Regions from separate parts of the Mus musculus genome. Here region 2 is linked to region 1. A link is a loop called in an ENCODE intact Hi-C map of the cell type or tissue named here. Cell type or tissue: left cerebral cortex. All regions are shown on one strand. Each heading gives the region's core, and the rest is flanking DNA. Links, peaks and the distances in the headings are about the cores only.

What was found. Hi-C counts contacts between places; a loop is a spot of excess contacts. Peaks named below come from ENCODE experiments on the same cell type or tissue, not always from the same donor. Only the 100,000 strongest peaks of a DNase experiment are listed, where the experiment ranks them.
Region 2: it touches region 1 in a loop (4-fold over the local background); 6 of 42 quality-filtered maps call a loop at or near these places.

What each region holds. Positions count from the first base shown.
Region 1 is chr5:20,695,625-20,705,833 of GRCm38, forward strand. It overlaps Magi2 (membrane associated guanylate kinase, WW and PDZ domain containing 2), which reads left to right. Exons shown (of 23, transcript NM_001170746.1): 23 at 6,446-9,167. The coding sequence ends at 6,502. Among named protein-coding and RNA genes, the nearest start is that of Gm52763, 19 kb to the left of the region's middle. In left cerebral cortex, for the core only: CTCF peaks have their summits at 3,703 (motif pointing left), 5,985 and 7,629; DNase peaks (open chromatin) are centred at 6,017, 6,497, 7,181 and 7,564; H3K4me3 peaks cover 1,723 bases; H3K27ac peaks cover 3,050 bases.
Region 2 is chr5:19,424,971-19,435,179 of GRCm38, forward strand. All of the region lies in intron 1 of Magi2 (membrane associated guanylate kinase, WW and PDZ domain containing 2), which reads left to right. Among named protein-coding and RNA genes, the nearest start is that of Gm25335, 85 kb to the right of the region's middle. In left cerebral cortex, for the core only: a CTCF peak has its summit at 4,542 (motif pointing right); a DNase peak (open chromatin) is centred at 4,528.

The DNA.
Region 1 (10,209 bases), core at 3,135-8,134:
GTTTTTTTTAACCAAAATGACTTTGAACTGATGATCTTTGGTCTTAATTATATTTCTATTTTTCTCTAATATTCTAAATTAGGAGCAAATGGATTCCAATAGCGCCACATCAGTATTCTCTAACCCCAGCCACTTGTAGCATTCAAACAGCAAACGTGTATAGCAAGAACTAGTCTCAATTCCATACATCACTTCGCAGAACAATTTTAGCCAGATAGAAGTAAAAGAATTTTTGTGTCAAACTCAATGTTTCCAATATCTAATGTGAGGATTTTCAACTCAGTCCTGTTCCAGGGAGCAGCAGTAAGAAGAACAGTTTCAAATAGATAGCGTTATTCCTGCCTCCGAAAGATCTAAGTTTATTGTCTGTTGAATCCTGCCCATTTTTCCAGTGTTTTCAAAGCTCTACGCTGTAACCATAATGACTGTCTGTCTGAGTCCAATGTTCAGATAAATGACATTTCAGAGTCCCCATTAGGAAAACCAATAGGTCTGCTTCTGATGGCCACTTCAGATGCAAGTTTCTGTTCATTGCTTCTGAAGAGCAATTGAGTCCCCATTCTCAATAAGAACTAGACACAACAAAGGCATCCAGCAGGAACGTGGTCAGGCCATTCAGCACCCTTCTCCATTACCTACTAGCTTGGATGTGCAGCCTTTAACAAGTCACCTAACCTTCATTCCTTAGTGTCACCCTCTGTAAAATGTGTTAGCCTGGATGTGTGATGTGAGTTCAGTTCAGGGTGTCTGGTACCTCGCTCAGTGTGCCTCAGAGAGCGCTGTTAGTGATGTTAGTAGTACTACCAAGCAGAAATGCTGCTATTAACTTCCTGAACATCATAACCAATCAGGATAAGTGATGTAGAAACCCAGGAGTTCAGAGCCGCCAGCCATGAGGCCATGCTGGAAGCCCAGGGGCTATCTACAGTAAACAAGGAATAGATGACAGGTTCTTTCTCCTGCCACAATCCCTGGGTCCCTTCTGAGAATCTCCCCACCTTAGTCCTCAGCAAAGGTTAATATCAACTCTCCTTGACTTGTAGCCATGTGCTTTGCCACTGAGAGACATACATCCAGCATTCTTCCTTTATTTGAATTATGTGTTCCCCCATTATACAGATTTTCTTTTTCTGAAGATTAAGAGCCATCTGAAAAGAGATTCACTACAACAAGCACTGTATTCCTCGCCAGTCAGATCCTTGGTTGCTATCATTCTGGTGATATTTCATAAACAAGATGATAGAACATACTCCCTGTATGTAAGACGTTTACTAGGAGGTTTTAGTGTGTGCATGTGTGTGAGCGTGAATGTGTATGTGACAGTCCATGAACACACAGGTGTGTGTGTGTGTGTGTGTGTGTGTGTGTGTACCTGTGGAGATCACAAGGCAGCTTTGTAGAGTTGGTTTTCTCCTTCCATCTTTACATGGTTTCCAAGTGTTGAAATCAGATCTCCAGATATACACAGCAAACACCTTTCCTACCTATCTTATCAGCCCAAGGAGATTGTTTTTTTAATCTCGGCATATAAAATGAATTTAGTTTGTTAATATTGCTGCTTTCCTACAAGATAATTTAAGAGGCCAATTTATCTTTTAATTCAAAAATAATGGTATATACATAATCTGTATTATATATAAAAATGTAAACCTAGGCATTGATCAGTGTGCATTCTAGAGGAGTTAAGAACTTAATAGAAAAGAAAGTAGGGGGCTGTGGTGGTGCACGCCTTTGATCCCAGCACTCAGGAGGCAGAGGCAGGTGGATCTCTCTGTGAGTTCAAGGCCAGCCTGGTCTACAGAGCAATTTCCAGGACAGCCAGGAAACCAAACTAAACAAAACAAAACAAAGAAATGAAAGTAAGAAGGATAAAAATATGATCCTAACTTAAAGAAGAGGATGTGTTTCTCTCGATAGCTTAAAGCCATCTATTGTATCTGTGGTCCTCTTCAGAACACTCCACAACACAGTGGTCAGTGGCCTCAAGGATGAAGGCTTTCCAGCAGCTGGTAAAATTAATGTATTGTGGGAAATATTAAAAAATGAATCGGCAAGTTCCTATGCTATGCCCTGCTACTCTCAGCCCCACTGGCCTGGCTGGCCATACACTGGTGGGCAATGGCCAACCTGTTTTATCTTGTGAAGACTCTCTGGCCCTGAGCTCCTGAAACATCTCCACTCAGCTCACTAAGGTCCCACTGGTATGTCATTCCCACACCAACCCCGTGCTTCAAATCCCCCATGGTCTTTGTGGTGCACTTCTGGCAAACCCACACTTTGCCGCAGTACCTTTCTCTCTTGAACCCAGATGAGCTGCCGTGTGAAGGAAAACACAACACAAACTTAGTTCAGAAACGATAACTCAATCGCCGGGTGGAGCAACTAAAATCCTAATCTTGTAAGCCTTATTAAATCTAAATCCTCCAGTGGTGAATCCTGATGGATCTGCCATTGAAACCGAGAGACACTCATAGCTACATCTTGTCCTCATACTCTCCCCGGCCAAAAAAAAAAAAAGAAGACCTAACTCTCTCCTGCTTCCTCTCTTCCTCGGCCAACCCAGGAGTCCCACCTACTTGCCCAGTGATTGGCTCCTTTATTCATTAGGGATTGGTTCACAGGAAGTCACCTGAGTAAGACTCACTCCTTGTCCCCATCCCCTCCCAGAAGAACGGAATTAGCATCAGCATACACACAGCACCCGGCCCATCCACAACATTAATGAGGAAAGGACGTCTGCAAAACTTGAAGGGAACTGACTCTGCTTCTGTCTGCTCCTCTCTCTCCTGATCCGTTTCCATCATCCTCTCTGTTGCTTCCTTCCCTCTTTCTGCATCACTCTCCTCCCCTCTCCAGACCTATTTTCTGACAATCTCAAGTCACTACCATCTTTCCTCTCAAAAACAGACACAGGTCACAGACACACACTCACTTCTGAGAGACTAGATTTTAAATGTGAATCTTCTGCCTTGAAGTGGTATCAGGCCTTCTTCCATTTCTATTTCTGGAACAGATTTTCATTCACTTGTCAAATATTCATCAAGCACTCACTTTTTGTTTCAAATACTGTCCTGTTTTTTTAAGTCCACTATGATAAACAAGACCAGTGTGGTCATTGTCTTTGTGAAGCATACAACTAGTATTTTAGACTGATGTTAATCAAGTAAATAGCAAAAAGGCATAAGGACCTCCATATATCCTCATAGTGACTATGAGGATATAAAACAGGATACCATTGAAGAGTCCTGCTTACTATATATCGGAATTCTTTGGAATAAAACTCAAGAGACAGGAAGGGTGTAGGAGACTTGCTTCCTTATGTGAGCAGCTAGGAGTGCCTTCAGCAGTGAGCAGAGCAGCTGACAGCAGCATCCCAGAGTGAGATCCCTGTAACTGAAGAACTGAGCAGAGAACAACTTGGGTGAAAGAGCAGGGGGTGAGTGGAGACAAAGCTGGTGAGACTGTCAGGACCCAGATCCTGCAGCAGGCTCTTGTAGACCAGCGAATCATGATGAGTTTCTATCTAAAAGCAGTGAAAACCCACTGAAGGTTTAGGCGAGAACTTGTTTATCAAAGATTCTGTTATGTGGAGGCCCTCTGGCGGAACTCAAGCATGGAAGCAAAGAGGGGCTTATGGCAGCAGCTCAGGTGACAGTGATTTCTGCAGCTCCTCCATCTAAAACAATGTCCCTCCACCTGGTGGCTGCCTTATGCCAAGCAATCCCTTGTACAGACAGGTAGTAGCTCACCATTTCTATACTTCTCTGAACAGTGCTTAAATTGGTTTTAGAATTTAGAACTTTTATAGTCTCGCTCCTACCTTAGCTATGTCAAGTGTATGTGCATAGAGCCTATGCATGTCTGAAGCCAGAACTAAACCGATGCCTTGTATTTGTGAGATTCAAGAAAGTCGGGGACCTAGGGTGACACCATGTGATGACAATACCATCCATCAAGGAGAGACACCGAGGAGGCATGGAGAGTAGCTTGGAGGGAAGGTTCCTGGTGTTTAGTTGAGACATCGGAAGGTGACAGTGCACTTTTCAAGGAGAGATATCAAGAAGGCAGATGGAGGGACTGGGGTAGAGCCACTGGGGAGGACGGAGCTCAACAGGAACACTTTCCATAGAGCTTTACAAGTAAGAGAACACCCAGGAAATGCTATGGCGAAGAAAAACTCCTAAGACTAAATCCCTGATGAGGTCGGAGAACAGGAGGCTAGGTGGCATAAAGCTCTGAGTCCAGCCTGTTTATGGAAATACTCAGCCGTGGTATATGAAGGTGAATACACAGAGGTATCCTCTGGAGCTGACACTAAAGCACCACTGGGTTCAGTGGGGTAGAACACAAAAACTTTTCCTTTCTCCTTCAGTTAAGTATTTGATTGCCTATTAAAATCCCTTGAAAAAAATCTTTTTATAGTAAGACTTGCATTTGTAGATAAGCCCATCTTCTAGCTTATCATAAAGAGTGATTGGAGATAGGAAAGAGGAGAAGGACAAAGAATAAGGCTTCAGAGACGATCCCAGGCCAAGCCAAGGGCAGCTACCTCCATGTGTGAGTTAATCTTTCTCATGGTCTGACCAGAACTCTCCTGTTCAATACCTTACGTGGTTCTGAGGAACAAATGCTAAGTGCTCTGTTGGGAGATGGGGCCGGTCGCCTTTAGGCAGGATGGCCACTAAGGTCTGTGTCACTTGATTTAATCTTATTTGCATGTCAATAGGCTGGGACAATTTTCTCACTCAGTAAAATGGGTAAAGAAACCCAAATGTTACTCTAGGGTGCTCATTCAATAATTTTGGTCAAGCTACTTACCCTCTCCCTGTGTCTCAGAAGTGATTTCAGGCCAGCTCATTGCCTCGGCCATATGTGATATAATGGTGGGAGTACGAGCTATTAACATGCAAACTGTCATCACCATGGTCCTGGGCACTAACCCCCCCAGGTCTTTAGAATTCGTGTTTAACTGTTTCAGGCATATTTTCCTACACTGGCAAGTTGCTGCTTTCTATCAAATGCTAGTCTGATTTTTAACTGTAGCCCACAGTAGGGGTTTCCACTGAACACATCGACTAATTCCAGATTATTCCGAAGGTAACCAAGGATACTTGGTTTCCAAACTGAAAAGATTCATGGACATCAGTTTATGGAGAGAAGGAAGATAAGGCTGTACTCAGAGTGACCTATTCAGATCTCACAGCAAAGGACAAAGTGTGTGCAACTACTCTGATAGTTTAAAGGTGGCCAGAACTGTTGGGGAAGAGAGCAACTCCACTGTCCTCTTCCTGTCCTCGTCTAAGTCACCATCAGAAGAAGTACCATATACACATCTCAACTTTAAAACAAAGCAGGCTCCTGGTATTCATGAGCTGGGCGGACTCAAGATCACTAACCTTACCACCTACTAGTGGAAAAGAATCAACAGCCACCCAGAACTCAATATAAATGTGGCTTCTTTGTGTCCCACTCATATACTAATTCCTTAGAGAAAATAACATTCTGAGAATTATAAAACTTAAGATCTTTTCAAAGGTCATGAGACATTTTCCTCACAAATATCAAGGGTTCCTGTATTGAATTTCCCTGCTTGATTTTGCCTTGGGGTAAGAAAATTCCAGGGAAATGTTATTGCTGGTGGTCATAACTAACTCACTGAATCCAACACATCTGCCCCCTACTTGGTTTCCGGCCAGTGTTTTGTTTTATGTTATATATACTTTTTTGGAAAGTCAACATAGTTGCTTGGAAGGCAACAGAGTAAATCCTCAATGGCCTTAAAGCTAGGCTTTCTAGAATCAGTCCCGTTTATCTTAGTCTAGGAGCCATCCATGTTAAAACTACAAAAAAAAAAAAAAAAAAAAATCAAAGACAATGATTTTCTTTTCGGGCAAGAAAGCAATGATAGTTTTCAGATGAATCAATCCAAATCCCAAGGTTATTAGGCAATTGCTGAGAACTATGCTTTGAGCGACACCTAACGGCTGAGAAAATCACACACCCAACTCCTTTGAGGAGGACTCAGATCCATCCCAAGAATCGCAGAAGGCCTGCTAAAAACAGAGGAGCACCTGGTCTCTATACTGCTGGGACCTGCTGGGCTGGGTCGCTGGGCAACTTGTATTTCCACAGTGAGGTCTGAGAACCGGTGATTTATTGCCAAGTCAGTGGCCATGCTAGGCGTGACCCCAGAAATTAAGAGCAGACTGAGGCAAAGGGATTAGGCCCGAGCTGTGCCTTGAACTCTTGAGCGATGGCTGCCCGGGACGGGTGGGGGACGGAACCCCGGGGTGCGGCTGGCTGCCCTCTGGGCAGTTGAGGGATGTGGCGGGGCCCTTGAGAGCAGCCGCCTGGCTGCCAGCCCGGGTCCCCGGCATGGGGGTGGGGGAGTTAGCTGGAGCGCGGGGACGCGGCGCGCCCTAACGCCTGTGCTTCCTGTCCACAGACGAACCCCACGCCTGGAGTGCTGCCGCTGCCGCCGCCCCAGGCCTGCCGGAAGTAGGCGTCTCCCTCGAAGACATCCTCTCTCCATTCTCTCCATCACATCCAGCCCCACCCTCCGACCCTTCCCACCAGATAGGCCCAGACCCAACTTGGGATATCCAAAGGGAACACGACGTTAGGAAACCAAAGGAGCTTTCGGCCGGCGGCCAGAAGAAGCAGCGCCTGGGGGAGCAGAGGGAGCGCTCGGCGAGCCCGCAGCGCAGTGCGCGGCCCAGGCTGGAGGAGGTGCCCGGCGGCCAGGGGCGGCCCGAGGCCGGCAGGCCCGCCTCGGAGGCGGCCGACGGGAAGGAGGCGCTGCGCGGCCGGCGTGAGGGCCTCGGGGCCGCGGGCGCGCGGGAGGCCGAGGCCAAGGTGGGTGTGCGCTCGGGGGCCCGACCCGCAGCGCGGCCCACGGGGGGCGGCCCAGCGCGCAAGGCGACGATGGCGCCGGGGCCCTGGAAGGTGCCGGGCTCCGACAAGCTGCCGGGCGCCCTGCAGCCTGGCGCCTCGGCCGCGGGCAGATGAGCCCCAAGGCGAGGGGCCCCCGCCCGCCTCCACGCAGGCCGATCTTCCTGGGTTCCGTCTCACGGCGTTTTAATTTATTTCCACTGTCACACGCATAGATCTATACGAGGCGCCGAAGCCCGGGAGCGCCGGCGTGCGACGCGCGTAGGCGGCACGGCACGGTGTGCGCGCAGGCAGACCTAAACTGATCCTAAAGCCCCCGGTTCCATGGTGGGAGCTTTGGCAGCTACGGAAGAACCAAAATCACGCAAACATCACAGAGAGACAGTGCAGTGTAGCTTTAGATTCAAAAAGAGAAAAAGAAAAAAGTTCCCCCCACTGCATGAAGGATTTGGATGTCATCCAAACTTTATATCAAGAAACTGGACAAGTTCAGAGCAATCACAAACTGGAATATCGCCTTAAAAAAAAATCAAACTGCACGGAGCAAGCGGAAACTGAGACAAGATTATATCTTTTAATTGATCTAAAGTGTTGTAAATAAATCGTTCTTGACATATCTAGACAGGGGATAAAGGGTTTCTTTGAAACATCCAGAACTGTTCTCCCATGCTACGTTTCCATGGCTCCCCCTTCAGCATCCACCAACGGTATTAGCAGCAGCGTCCCCTGCCTACTGCAGGATGAGTTAGAAACCTAGTGAATTCATTGGTGTGATGCCTTTTTTACTGCCATTTCTGTGGTCAAGTCACATTTCTGTACATTTTCAGTAGTAGGGAAAAAAGGTTTTAAAAATTGTATCCTAGGGAGCAGTTTGCCGTAAGTCAGAATTTTGCAGGTTAGCTCGTAGATCCTAATTGGTTGCCTCTAAAATAATGAGTTTGATAATCAAAAGACCATAATCTGTTTAATCGAGATTGACAACGCTGCAGTTCCTTCCTGAAAAGGCTTCCTGTCATCCCAGGCACTCAGAGATACGTAGCTGCTCTGTTAGCAATCTTCTATTTTACCTATTTGATTGTCTTATTTTAAAGCTCTTCATTTGCACTTTGACAAAGTATTTGTCCTATATTTCTCAAATTAGAATCTCTAATATTGAAAGCATTATGATAACTAATTTATTTTCATTAAAGAACATAAGTCCTTTGGCATTCCTTTCTGCTTTCCTTATTTGATCTCCTTTTTGTTTCCACCTGTAGCTTTTCGCCTCCAATTTGCTAATGCTTTTTGTTACACTAACAATCTATAGATGCACCTTTATGTCCCCGGGTTACCATCGCAGGTCAGCGATTGTCCCTGCAGTAAAAACTGTCAAACGTTAACATTAGTCAGCTATCCATTGGTATTTATTGTAGCTGCACATATTTAAAGACAAAATGTCTGAAGGCATTTTGTCATGAATATGTTTTGTATAACTGAGGCTTCAACTCTTCAGATATTCTGCTCCTTACACAAGTACTTGTTGAGTAAGAGGGAAGCCGGGTCCATCACGCCAGGTCACATGTAACTGCTGTCTCAATGAGTCTTCCCACTCTCTGGACACTACCTAGTTTAATTTCCATCGTACATAAAGATAGTTGTTCCACAAGCAAATATGGTCAGAAGCCTCAAGTGAAGGGTATTGCAGCTTGTAAAAGTAATTTCCAAAATGAAACACATTCATCATAAACAAAGCACAAACACGTGTAGCGGTTTATACTTTCGGTTTAATCTCAATTTGTCTTTTTCCCCTGGACTAGAAATCCAGTATAGTTTGCCATTAATTTATTGACTCTGGGTTTGGACCATGCTCTGTAGTGTAGCTGCACGTACGTCCTGGTACTGTGTCCTCTGACCTTTACGTTCCATAGGCTTCAGAAGGACAACCGTGGAGATCACCCTTGCATAAACTCTAATTTGCACACTTCACAGCTACTACCCGTGCAGCAATTGCTTTATGCGGCTGTAATCCATAACCCGTGAAGACAGCACATCATCTAAATCTCATTCCAAATAATATTTCTGTGTAGTGTTAGCTGTGAATTTACCCTGTACAGCTGTATCTCTATAAATATAATTCCATGTATTAATAGTCACAGAAAGACTGTAAGTGAGCAACTATTTTTATGAAACGCACCACTATGGATAAATTAACTTTTACAGAAATCTTGTTTACTGTATGATATTCTAAAACACTGTCAAATAAAATATATATCCAAAAATCTTTTCTTTTTCCAGCTATATAAACTGTGTGTTAATTTTAATTTAGTAAGGAATAGGGGTATTATTATTATTATTATTTTGGTTTGGTTTGATTGTTTTGTTTTTCAAAACATGTTTTCTCTGTGTAGCCCTGGCTGTCCAGAAACTCAATCTGTAGACCAGGCTGGCTTCAAACTCACAGAGATCCTCTGCCTCCCAGTACTGGGATTAAAGGCACGGTGCCACCACTTCCTGCCTCGCCCCACTGTCACCTCCCTTGGCTTTTTAAAGCTGCTCCCCCCGCCCCTGAAATGTCTAAAGTATAAGTTTAATGACTGAAATAGAACTTCTTTGAGATTTGAGTCTGGATGCCCTGGCAATACACAGAAAAACTGTTTTGGTTTGAGGATTTGGGTTTTGTTTGTTTTTAACTCAAGTAAACTGAAACTATCCAGTTAGGACTATCTTTTGCTTAAATCACGACTTGGCTGTGTGTTTCTGCTGTTTACTACATTGATACCTTAAACCCTCTTATGGAAAAAGTTACAGTATCAACAACATACATAGCAGCAGTATTTAAATCCAAAACCAGTGGCTGATTGTAGGTTTTACCTTGCAGAGGAGCAAGTTGCACCTGGGAGTGTCATGGAGTTTGTGATCCAAGAGAACAGTTCTCAACTGGTGCTGCAAGGACTTTTCCACATTACACCAATGAGAGACCTAAAATTCCTAACCTGCCAATCTTTCATTTCAATACTATTTACTATATTAAAAAGCTCACACATCAGTTTCAGAGAAGAGGGGCAGGAAGTAGGAAATCAAGCACTATTTGAGATGGTGCAGTTTTGTCTTGTTTTTAAGGTTAACATGGTTAATTTACATTTTTAAGAACCAGTGAACAAGAAGGCTCAAGCGCTACTCTGACAAGCCACCTGCAGGCTGCAGCTGCCTCCAGCCTACCAATTTGCACCAACACCAGCCGAAGCCGAGGCAGGGAAGCTTGGATGGAAGCAATGTCTCCTGCAGACCCCAGGCAGGGAGTCCTGTGGCTCACCTGGAAAAGCTTCTGAAACTTTGGCT
Region 2 (10,209 bases), core at 2,002-7,001, 1.3 Mb before region 1:
TGCTCACCAGCATATGCTGTCACCTGAGTTTTTTATCTTAGCCAATCTGACTGGTGTGAGGTAGAATCTTAGGGTTGTTTTGATTTGTATTTCCCTGACAACTAAGGATGTTCACCATTTTTTTAGGTGCTTCTCAGCCATTCGAGTTTCCTCAGTTGACAATTCTCTTTAGCTCTGCTCCCCATTTTTAATAGGGTTATTTGATTTTCTGGAGTCTACCTTCTCGAGTCCTTGGATATATTGGATATTAGCCATCTATCAGATGACTGGTTGGTAAAGATCTTTTCCCAGTCTGTTGGTTGCCATTTTGTCCTATTGACAGTGTCCTTTGCCTTACAGAAGCTTTGCAATTTTATGAGGTCCCATTTGTCAATTCTTGATCTTAGAGCATAAGCTGTTGATATTCTGTTCAGGAACTTTTCCCCTGTGGCCATGTGCTTGAGGCTCTTCCACACTTTCTCCTCTATTCGATTCAGTATATCTGGTTTTATGTGGAGGTCCTTGATCCACTTGGACTTGAATTTGGTACAATGATATAAGAATGGATCAATTTGCATTCTTCTACATGTTGACTGCCAGCTGAACCAGCACCATTTGTTGAAAATGCTGTCTTTTTTCCACTGGATGGTTTTAGCTCCTTTGTGAAAGATGACCAAATGTATGTAGGCTCATTTCTGGGTCTTCAATTCTATACCATTGATCTGCCTGCCTGTCACTGTACCATGCAGCTTTTAACACTATTCCTCTGTAGTATAGCTTGAGGTCAGGGATGGTGAATCCCCCAGAAGTTCATTTATTTATTTATTTATTTATTTATTTATTTATTATAAATATTTTTCATTAGATATTTTCTTCATTTACATTTAAAATGCTATCCCCAAAGTCCCATATACCCTCCCCCCACCATGCTCCCCAACCCACCCAGCAGCCTCATTTATAATAGCCAGAAGCTGGAAAGAACCCAGATGTCCCTCAACAGAAGAATGAATAAAGAAAATGTGGTACATTTACACAATGGAGTACTACTCAGCTATTAAAAGCAATGAATTCGTGAAATTCTTAGGCAAATGGATGTATCTGGGGGATATCATCCTGAGTGAGGTAACCCAATCACAAAAGAACACACATGATATGTATTCACTGATAAGCGAGTATTAGCCCAGAAATGTAGAATACCCAAGATACAATTTGCAAAACAGAAGTTCTTTTATTATTGAGAGTAGTTTTTGCTATCCTGGACTTTTTGTTATTCCAAATGAAACTGAGAATTGCTTATTCTAACTCTATGAAAAATTGTGTAGGAATTTTGATGGGAATTACATTGAATCTGTAGATTGCTTTCAGCAAGAAGGCCATTTTTACTATATTAATCCTGCAAATCCAAAAGCATGGGAGATCTTTCCATCTTCTGAGGTCTTCTTTAATTTCTTTCTTCAGAGACTTCACATTCTTGCCATCCAGATCTTTCACTTGTTTGGTTAGAGTCCCACCAAGGTATTTTATATTGTTTGTGACTATTGTGAATTCACATGTTTCTCTAATTCTTTTTCAGCTCATTTACACTTTGAGTATAGAGAGGATGCTGATTTGTTTTGCCCCAACATGAAGGATTTAACAGGTGTCTCGGGGTATGGGCATTAAAATCCTGATCTTTCCAAGACTTTTTTCATGAAGGGATGTTGGATTTTGTCAAATGCTTTTTCATCATCAAATAAAGTGATCATGTGAGTTTCTTTTCTTTGAGTTTGTTTATATAGTAGATTACGTTGACAGATTGCCATATATTGAAACATCCCTGTATCCATGGGATGAAGCCTACTTGATCGTGGTGAATGATCCTTTTGAAGTGTTCTTGGATTCAGTTTGCAAGAATTTTATTGAATATTTTTGCATCGATATTCATAAGGCAAATTGCTCTGAAGTTCTCTCTTTGTTGGGTCTTCGTGTGGTTTTGGTATCAGAGTAACTGTGGCTTCATAGAACAAATTAGGTAGTGTTCCTTCTGTTTCTTTTCTGTGGGACAGTTTAAAGAATATGGCATTAGGTCTTCTTTGAACGTCTGATAGAACTCTGCACTAAACCCATCTGGTCCTGGGCTTTCTTTGGTTGGGATACTTTTAATGAGTGCTTCTATTTCTTTAGGGGCTATGGGACTGTTTAGATGGCTTATCTAGTCCTGATATAACGTTGTTGTTTGGTATCTGTCTAGAAAATTGTCCATTTCTTCCATATTTTTCAGTGTTATTGAGAATAAGCTTTTGTAGTAGAATCTGATGTTTTTTTTGGATTTCCTCAGTTTCTGTTGTTATGTCTCCCTTTCAATTTCTGATTTTGTTAAGACCAAATCTAAGGATAGTAGGTATATAAGAGAGCAAAGAGTGCCAATTTAAAGGACTAGTAAATAAATATCTTCAACAAAATTATAGAAGAACGTTTCCCTAACCTAAAGAAAGATATGCCCATGCGGCATGCTGGCGCACGCCTTTAATCCCAACACTTGGGAGGCAAAGGTAGGTGAATTTCTGAGTTCGAGGCCAGCCTGGTATACAGAGTGAGTTCCAGGACAGCCAGGGCTACACAGAGAAACTCTGTCTCGGAAAAAAAAAAAGAGAGAGAAAGAAAGATATGCCCAGAAACATACAAGAACCCTACAGAACTCAAAATAGATTGGACCAGAAGAGAAATTGGTCACGTCACATAATAGTCAAAAAAATAGCAAATGCACAAAACAAAGAATATTAAATGCAGTAGGGGGAAAAGGTCAAGTAACATATAAAGGCAGACCTATCAGAATTACACCAGACTTCTCACCAGAGACTATGAAAGCTAAAAGATCCTGAGCAAATGTAATACAGACCCTAAGAAAACACAAACTCCAACTCACACTAGAATGCCAAGAAATCAATTACTATACATGGAGAAACCAAGATATTCCATAATAAAACCAAATTTACACATTATCTTCCCACAAATCCAGCCCTACAAAGGATAATAGATGCCAAATGCCAACACAATGAGAGAAACTACACCCTAGAAACAGCAAGAAAGTAAACTACTTTCAACAAGCCCAAAAGAATATAGCCACACAAACATAAAAATAACATCAAAAATAACAGAAAGCAACAATCACTGTTCCTTAATATCTCTTAACATCAATGGACTCAATTTCCCAATAAAAAGACATAGACTAACAGACTGGATACATAAATAGGATCCAAAATTTTGCTGCCTGCCGGAAATTCACCTTAGTGACAAAGGCAGGCACTACCTCAGAACAAAGGGCTGGAAAACAATTTTCCAAGGAAACAGTTCCAAGAAACAAGCAGGAGTAGCCATTCTAAATATCGAATAAAGCCAACTTTCAACCAAAAGTTATTATAAAGGATAAGGAAAGACACTTCATACTGGTCAAAGGAAAAATCCACCAAGAAAAACTCTCAATTCTGAACATCTAGGCTCCAAACACAAGGCCACCCACATCCATAAAAGAAACTTTACTAAAGCTCAAAGCATACATTGCACCTCACACAGTAATAGTGGGAGACTTCAACACCCCACTCTCAGCAATGGACAGATCATGGAAACACCCACTAAGCAGAGACACAGTGAAATTAACAGAAGTTATGGACCAAATGGACTTAACAGATATCTATAGAATAATTCATTCTAAAACAAAAGAATACACCTTCTCAGCACCTCATAGTACCTTCTCCAAAACTGACCATGTAATCAGTCACAAAATAGGCCTCAAGGGATACAAAAAGTTTGAAATAACCCCATGCATCCTATCAGATCATCACGGATTATGGCAACAAAACCAACAGAAAGGCCACATGTATGTGGAAGCTGGACAACGTCCTACTCAATAACTTAGTCAAGGAAGAAATTGAAAAAAAAAAAAAGAATTTACAGACTTTTTAGAATTTATTGAAAATGAAAGCACAACATACCCAAACTTATGGGACACAATGAAAGGAGTGCTAAGAGGAAAACTCATAGCTCTGATTGCCTGCAAAAAGAAACTGGAGAGAGCATACACCCGCAGTTTGGCAGCACACCTGAAAGTTCTAGAACAAAAAGAAGCAAATACACCCAAGAGGAGTAGACTGCAGGAAATAATCAAACTCAGGGCTGAAATCAACCAAGTGGAAACAAAAAGAACTATACAAAGAATCAACAAAACCAGGAGCTGGTTCTTTGAGAAAATCAACAAGATAGATAAATCCTTAGCCAAACTAACCTAGAGGACACAGAGACAGTATCCAAATTAACAAAATCAGAAATGGGAGATAAAACAACAGAGTAACTTTTAAACATTGTTTTACATAGAAACAAAAATGACATTTGAAATCACCTCTTTCTTCTCTATCCTCAGCTGTGTTTGTCCCAAGGGGTTTGGTGAGAAGCTTTCTCCAAAGCCTTTGCAATCCAAAGAATAAACCCTTTGTAGTCTCCTGGAGGTTATCAGCCAGCCAGCCCACAGCTCTCCAAATCCTGCAGACAAAAATCATTCACTTTGAAGGTTCTGCCACCAGGGGGAACTGGAGTTATAACATTTACAATGCCTCACGGGTACTATATATTCCTCATAAAATAGAGCATGCTTAATGAGACTCGTGCTATTAAAATTGGAAATTTTCACATAAAAATTTCTGAAAAATTAATTGTATTAAACCTATCTAGGGCCACTGTGAATCATTTTATTATGAAGGATGTGATCTTTTAGTGGTCCCCCTTTTCACATAGTGTCTGATATTTCTGCAATGATAAAATTCATCCATCAAAAGGTTTATAGTGGAAAATAACTGTAAAGAATTGTGAAAAAAACTGAGACCTCACAGGAATGATAAAAATTATATACATGTATCATATAATCTTCAATTGAAAGTGAGGCAGTAAATGGCTAACTCTGTTTCGTATTATAGCTCTGAGAACTTATTCTCCACAAACTATTCTGGCAATGGGACTAGAGTAGCTAGCACTACCATGGACTGAATCAGATGCACACCAAATATCCAGATATAACACGGTGATAAAGGTTAGCCTATTTTGTCAAAACATTTCTTTTACTCAGCAATGAAATGTACTGAAAACTGATTCCCCTCTTAATCTGTAGTGACAATTCTGCAGTTTTATGGCACGATTTTTTTTTTATTTTAGTAGTTCTGTTTTGATATTGAAAACTCTGCCATCCTTCTCACTTATTCTAGTCCCTTTGCATTATAATATGAGATGCCATGCTCATGGAGGGATGACATGGAAGGAGAAACTGGGTAGTAACTGCTCAGATTTCAGAACAAATTTCATACAAGAAAGGAAGTGTTCTTCCTTATAATACAACTGTCTCTTGGTATTTTCCCTGCTAAGCTCTTGGGATTATTTGCAGCAACATTATCAGGAGGTTAATACCTAAATGTGTAAAGTGTGGATCTATTTGTTACCTATATTGCTTAAGAGGTGCTCAGAGGTAGCAAAGATTAAGGGGGCATGGCCCTGAGCATGTAGCTTCTTATACTGACACCTGCCCCTAGATCTCTGCTAACACCTTTTTCAAAGACTGTCCTCATGGGCATGTTTGAGGCCCTGTATGTTTTCGTCTACCCTGTGAGCTTTGGATGGCTTCCAAATGTGCATTTCTAGATATCAGCTAACCTATCTGAAATATCATTTAAAATATACATCATCGAAAATGCATTATGCAGTTAAACCTTATTCCTCTTTATTATTCTTATTCATTATATCAGTATAAGTAACTTAAAAATAAATCGCAATGCCTTAATATCAATTAAATTGCTGTACCTGCTTTCAGGGCGCCTTGACTGTCTTACTTACTTGTTCCAATTTATCTATATGGAAAATCAGCCTTGAAAATGCTTTCCTGAAATTAAATCCCTTCAATGAGTTTTTGAGACTTCTCATAACCTAAATACCAGGAGCCATAAGTGTAACTTTATATTTCTTCATAGTCCTTCCAAAGCATGATCTTAACCAAATGCTGCGGATTTGAATTTACTTCTAAAAATATTTTTATTTATTCCTGTTTCATATAATATATCCTGACTGTACCTTCCCCCTCCTCCATCCTCTCAGTTTCCTACCAGCATCCCTCTCTTCCAGGTTTACTCCACTACCATCCTCCCATCTCTCCCCCCAAAAGAACAACAGGCCTCCTGGGACATCAGCATAGCATTGCACAACAACATATAATAAGACAAGGCACAAACCCTCATATCGAGTTAGGGCAAGGGAACTCTACAAGAGGAAAACGGTCTAAGATCATGCAAGCTAAAGACCCATAATGTATATGCAAAGGACCTATGTCAGATCCATGCAGGATCCCTGATTTTGACCCCAATCGTGGGCCCCTGTAAGCCTGTTTAGTTGACTTCACTGGTCTTGCTCTCCTCATGTTTTTGATACCTCCAGTTCCCACAATTCTTCCTCCTATTCTTCTTCATGGTTCCCTGAGATGAAGGAGAGGGACCACATAGAGACTTCCAAATGCGTGTCCCTCCTCTCTCCCTCTCTCCCTGCATTATACTTGGCTGTGAGTCTCTGCATCTACTCCCATCAGATCATGGGGCAAACTCTGATGACAACTGGACTAGGCACTTATCTGTAAGTATATCAGAACAATGTTAAGAAATATTTCATTGTTTTGTTGTTGTTGTTGTTGTTGTTGTTATTGTTGTTGTTGTTGTTGTTTGGCCAGGGGTATTTGGTTCTAGCCTAGGTCTCTGGGCTTTCCAGCCTCTGGTTTCTGGTCATCCAGGCAGTTTTGGGCATGGGCATGGGCTCTCTTCCACAGTGTGAGCCTCAAGTTAGATGAGTCATTTGTTGTCAGCTTCCACAGGTTCTTTGCCACCACTGTCCCAGTACAAGTGGGCAGATTGTAGGTCAAAGGTTTTGTGGCTGAGTTGGTGTCCCAGTCCCACCACTGGAAGTCTTGCAGTGTTTGTCTTTCTGGGTCTGGGTTATCCCACTCAGAATGGTGTTTTCTAGTTCCATCCATTGAGTTAATTCTTTTAATGCCCATCTTTTTTTCTATCTTCTTTGTTTGTTCCTGCATTCGAATTTGTCTTAACTTTGTCTTTGCACTTTATTATTTTATGTCAACTTGTCACAAGCTAAACTCACCTGAGAGGTATAAAACTCAATTGAAAAATGTCTCCATTTTGAGGAACTGTGAGTGAAATAAACCCTTTCCTCTCCCTATTGCATTGGTCATGGTGTTTTATCACAGCAGTGGAAATCATACCTAAGACAAGTAGGTACCAGAATAGAGGGGCATTGCTGTGACAGACCTGATCAGGTTTTGGTAAAAATTGTGCAAGGACTTTGTAACTATGGGCTACAAGAACTATTAAGTATCAAGAGCTCAATGGACTGTTTTGTTGGAGTTTTGAAGATAAAAATGTCAAGAACCATACAGACAATGGAGGCTTGACTTGTGAAATCAGAAGGCATGAAAGGTACAGAGCCATTTATGGAGAGAATCTGTGGCATCTGGTCAGTTAGAGCTGTGAATAACAAGAGAAAAGAAGCAATAAAGTGAATTTGTTTTATTGGAGGAGTTGAAATTGGCTAGTTGGGGCTAAGAAATTAGCATTGATTAAGAAGCCAGCATCATTGAGGTGAAATATTCTGAGAAGTATTTTCTGAATATCAATTCAAAGAAGCTATGTTCTAGAAACAACTAAGATTGTTTCTCATGCTGGCAGCTGAACTTGGGTGTGTAGGAGTTGCCCAGGTAGTGCTAATTTCTAAGTCATAATGGGATCATGGAGAACAGCTGAGAAAGCACTTTGAGAGTCCAGAAAAGACCCACCATTGGTGAAGTTGCAGCCTCAGTAGCAGTTTGAACACACAAGACTAAAGGGGTCATGAAAAACAAGTTGAGGCTTGGCACTATGGAAAACCTAGAAAAGGCTGTTGGTGAAAGTACTATCAATTGCAGCAGATCCCAGCATTTTGTAGATGTTAGTATCATGGGATTTAAAACAAGAACAGTGGCAGTCAAGTTGACCTGCACAAGTTTAGAAGGAGAGCTGTGTGGGCTGCAGAACGTAGAGCTGGTGAAGTGAGTCAAAAGGTACCTGGATGGTGAGTACTGCCCAGATATTAGACATTATCTTATTTACATCGTCAGGAGGTTGTCTTTACTTTGATCACTGGTTATTCTCTCTTGAAGTAGGAAAGTATTTAACTTATTTTTTACTTTATAGGAGCCCACAGTTTGACTTAGAAATTTTTAGAGAGATTTTTGGATTTTTAAAGAGACTTGATTATTTTTTTTTTTACAGAGACTGAATTTTAATGTGTTTGAACTTGTAAAGAGTATGAGACCTTTAAATATTTTTATGTTACCAATGTGATATATTGTTGATGAATGAGAAAGAAAATCCTGTGGCTTGAAAGTAATGTGTTTGTGTATCAAATGGAAAAATGTCAGTTGTGCTGGATAGGTCCATGTCAACTGGACATAGGTTAAACTACCTGAGAGGGGAGAATGTCAATTAAGAAAATGCCTCCACAAGATCAGGCTGTAGGCAAACAAATGTGTAGGACATTTCTTAATTATTAATTGATGATAGAGGGCCCAACCAATTGTGGGTGGTGCCATCTATGGGCTGGTGATCCTGTGTTCAATAAGAAAACAGGCTAAGGATATCATGGGGAGTCAGTCAGTAGGCAGTACTTGAACTCTTTTATGTGGTACTATAAGTGAAATGAACTTTGTTTGCCCCTCCCCCATTGCATTCGATCATGGTGTTCAATAGAACAGCAATAGAAAGTCTGAGTCTTCAAAGAGAAGAGGCAAACCTCCGGTTCTCAGAAATGATCCTCACACTCTTCTGCATCAAGATAGTATTAAATGTTCATATTTGTGGGTTTTGAACTCTTATTTTGAATACAGAAGGCAAGGCCTATTCTGCTTTTAACACCTTGTACCATGTGGACAAAGTACTAACTTACAGAAATTATTTCACACTGTTTAATTATGAATATTGTTGAAAATATCATGAGTATTGCCTAGGTTCATTTATATTGCCTATCACATGTAAAAATATACTTGCTTATAGTCAGAAGACCTCTGGCATTTGTTTCATACCACTCGCATATGTCCATGTTTTTTGTAAAACTTAAAAGTATTGTCTTCTAAAATTTCCTCATTGAAATTCAGTATTTTAGACTAAAAAGTCTTAGGTATGCCCAGCAATTACATATTCCAAGTTATAATGAATGTGAATATCATATAATTGCAACTGAGGACATTGAGTCAAATGTGCTATGATTTGAGAGAGCTGTTGATTAACTATACTAGGGAAAAAAGATGCTCTGGTAGAGCACAAATTTCCAAATTAATTTACTTTTCACAAACAATTCTATTCTTTCAAAGAAAGAGTATTTTAATTGGGTAACACCAATCCATATTCCTTCTGGGGGATCTGTCCTGATTGCATATATGTTCCAATTCCTCATTATTGATTAGATGGACAAAGTTTACCATTTCAACCAATTGAAGTTTTCTAATTTATCTATAAAGAATCAACTTGGACTCTGTGAGATATCCTAATAGCTAAAAGTATTTGCCATACAATACTGACATTCTGAATTAATCCTCAAAACCCACACTGAAAAGAACCATATCTAATGCTAAATTGCACTCCTTTCTGCACATATACCATGACACATTCATGTGTGTTCTATATCTATCTCTCTGTCCCTCTGTCCCTCTGTCACTCTCTTACTACTACTACTACAACTATTAAATGGGAAATGTAATGGGGGGTGGATATGGAAGACTTTTGGGATAGCATTGGAAATGTAAATGAGCTAAATATCTAAAAAAACAAAAAAGAAAAAAGAAATAGTCACGGGAAGCTTGGCAGAGTGAGGTAATTAAACAGACCTAAACAGTCTAATATGAGGGAGATATCTAAAGCAGTATAATGATTGTGGGCTAACATTCAGAAATAATTGAAATAACTAAGGGCACTTTTTCTGTGAAGGTGTTGTGGAAATCCATAAGAAACCAAATAAAATGCAATAGCAACAGAGTATGTCTTCAGGAAATCCAGAACTTTAGGGGAGCTCATTCCTCCAAAGTGAATAAAGACCAACCAGAATGAGAGTAAAGAATTCAGTAAGAGGACTTGTGAGGCCTTCAGTAGCTTCCAGCTCTCAGCTTTGACTAGAATCTTCTCT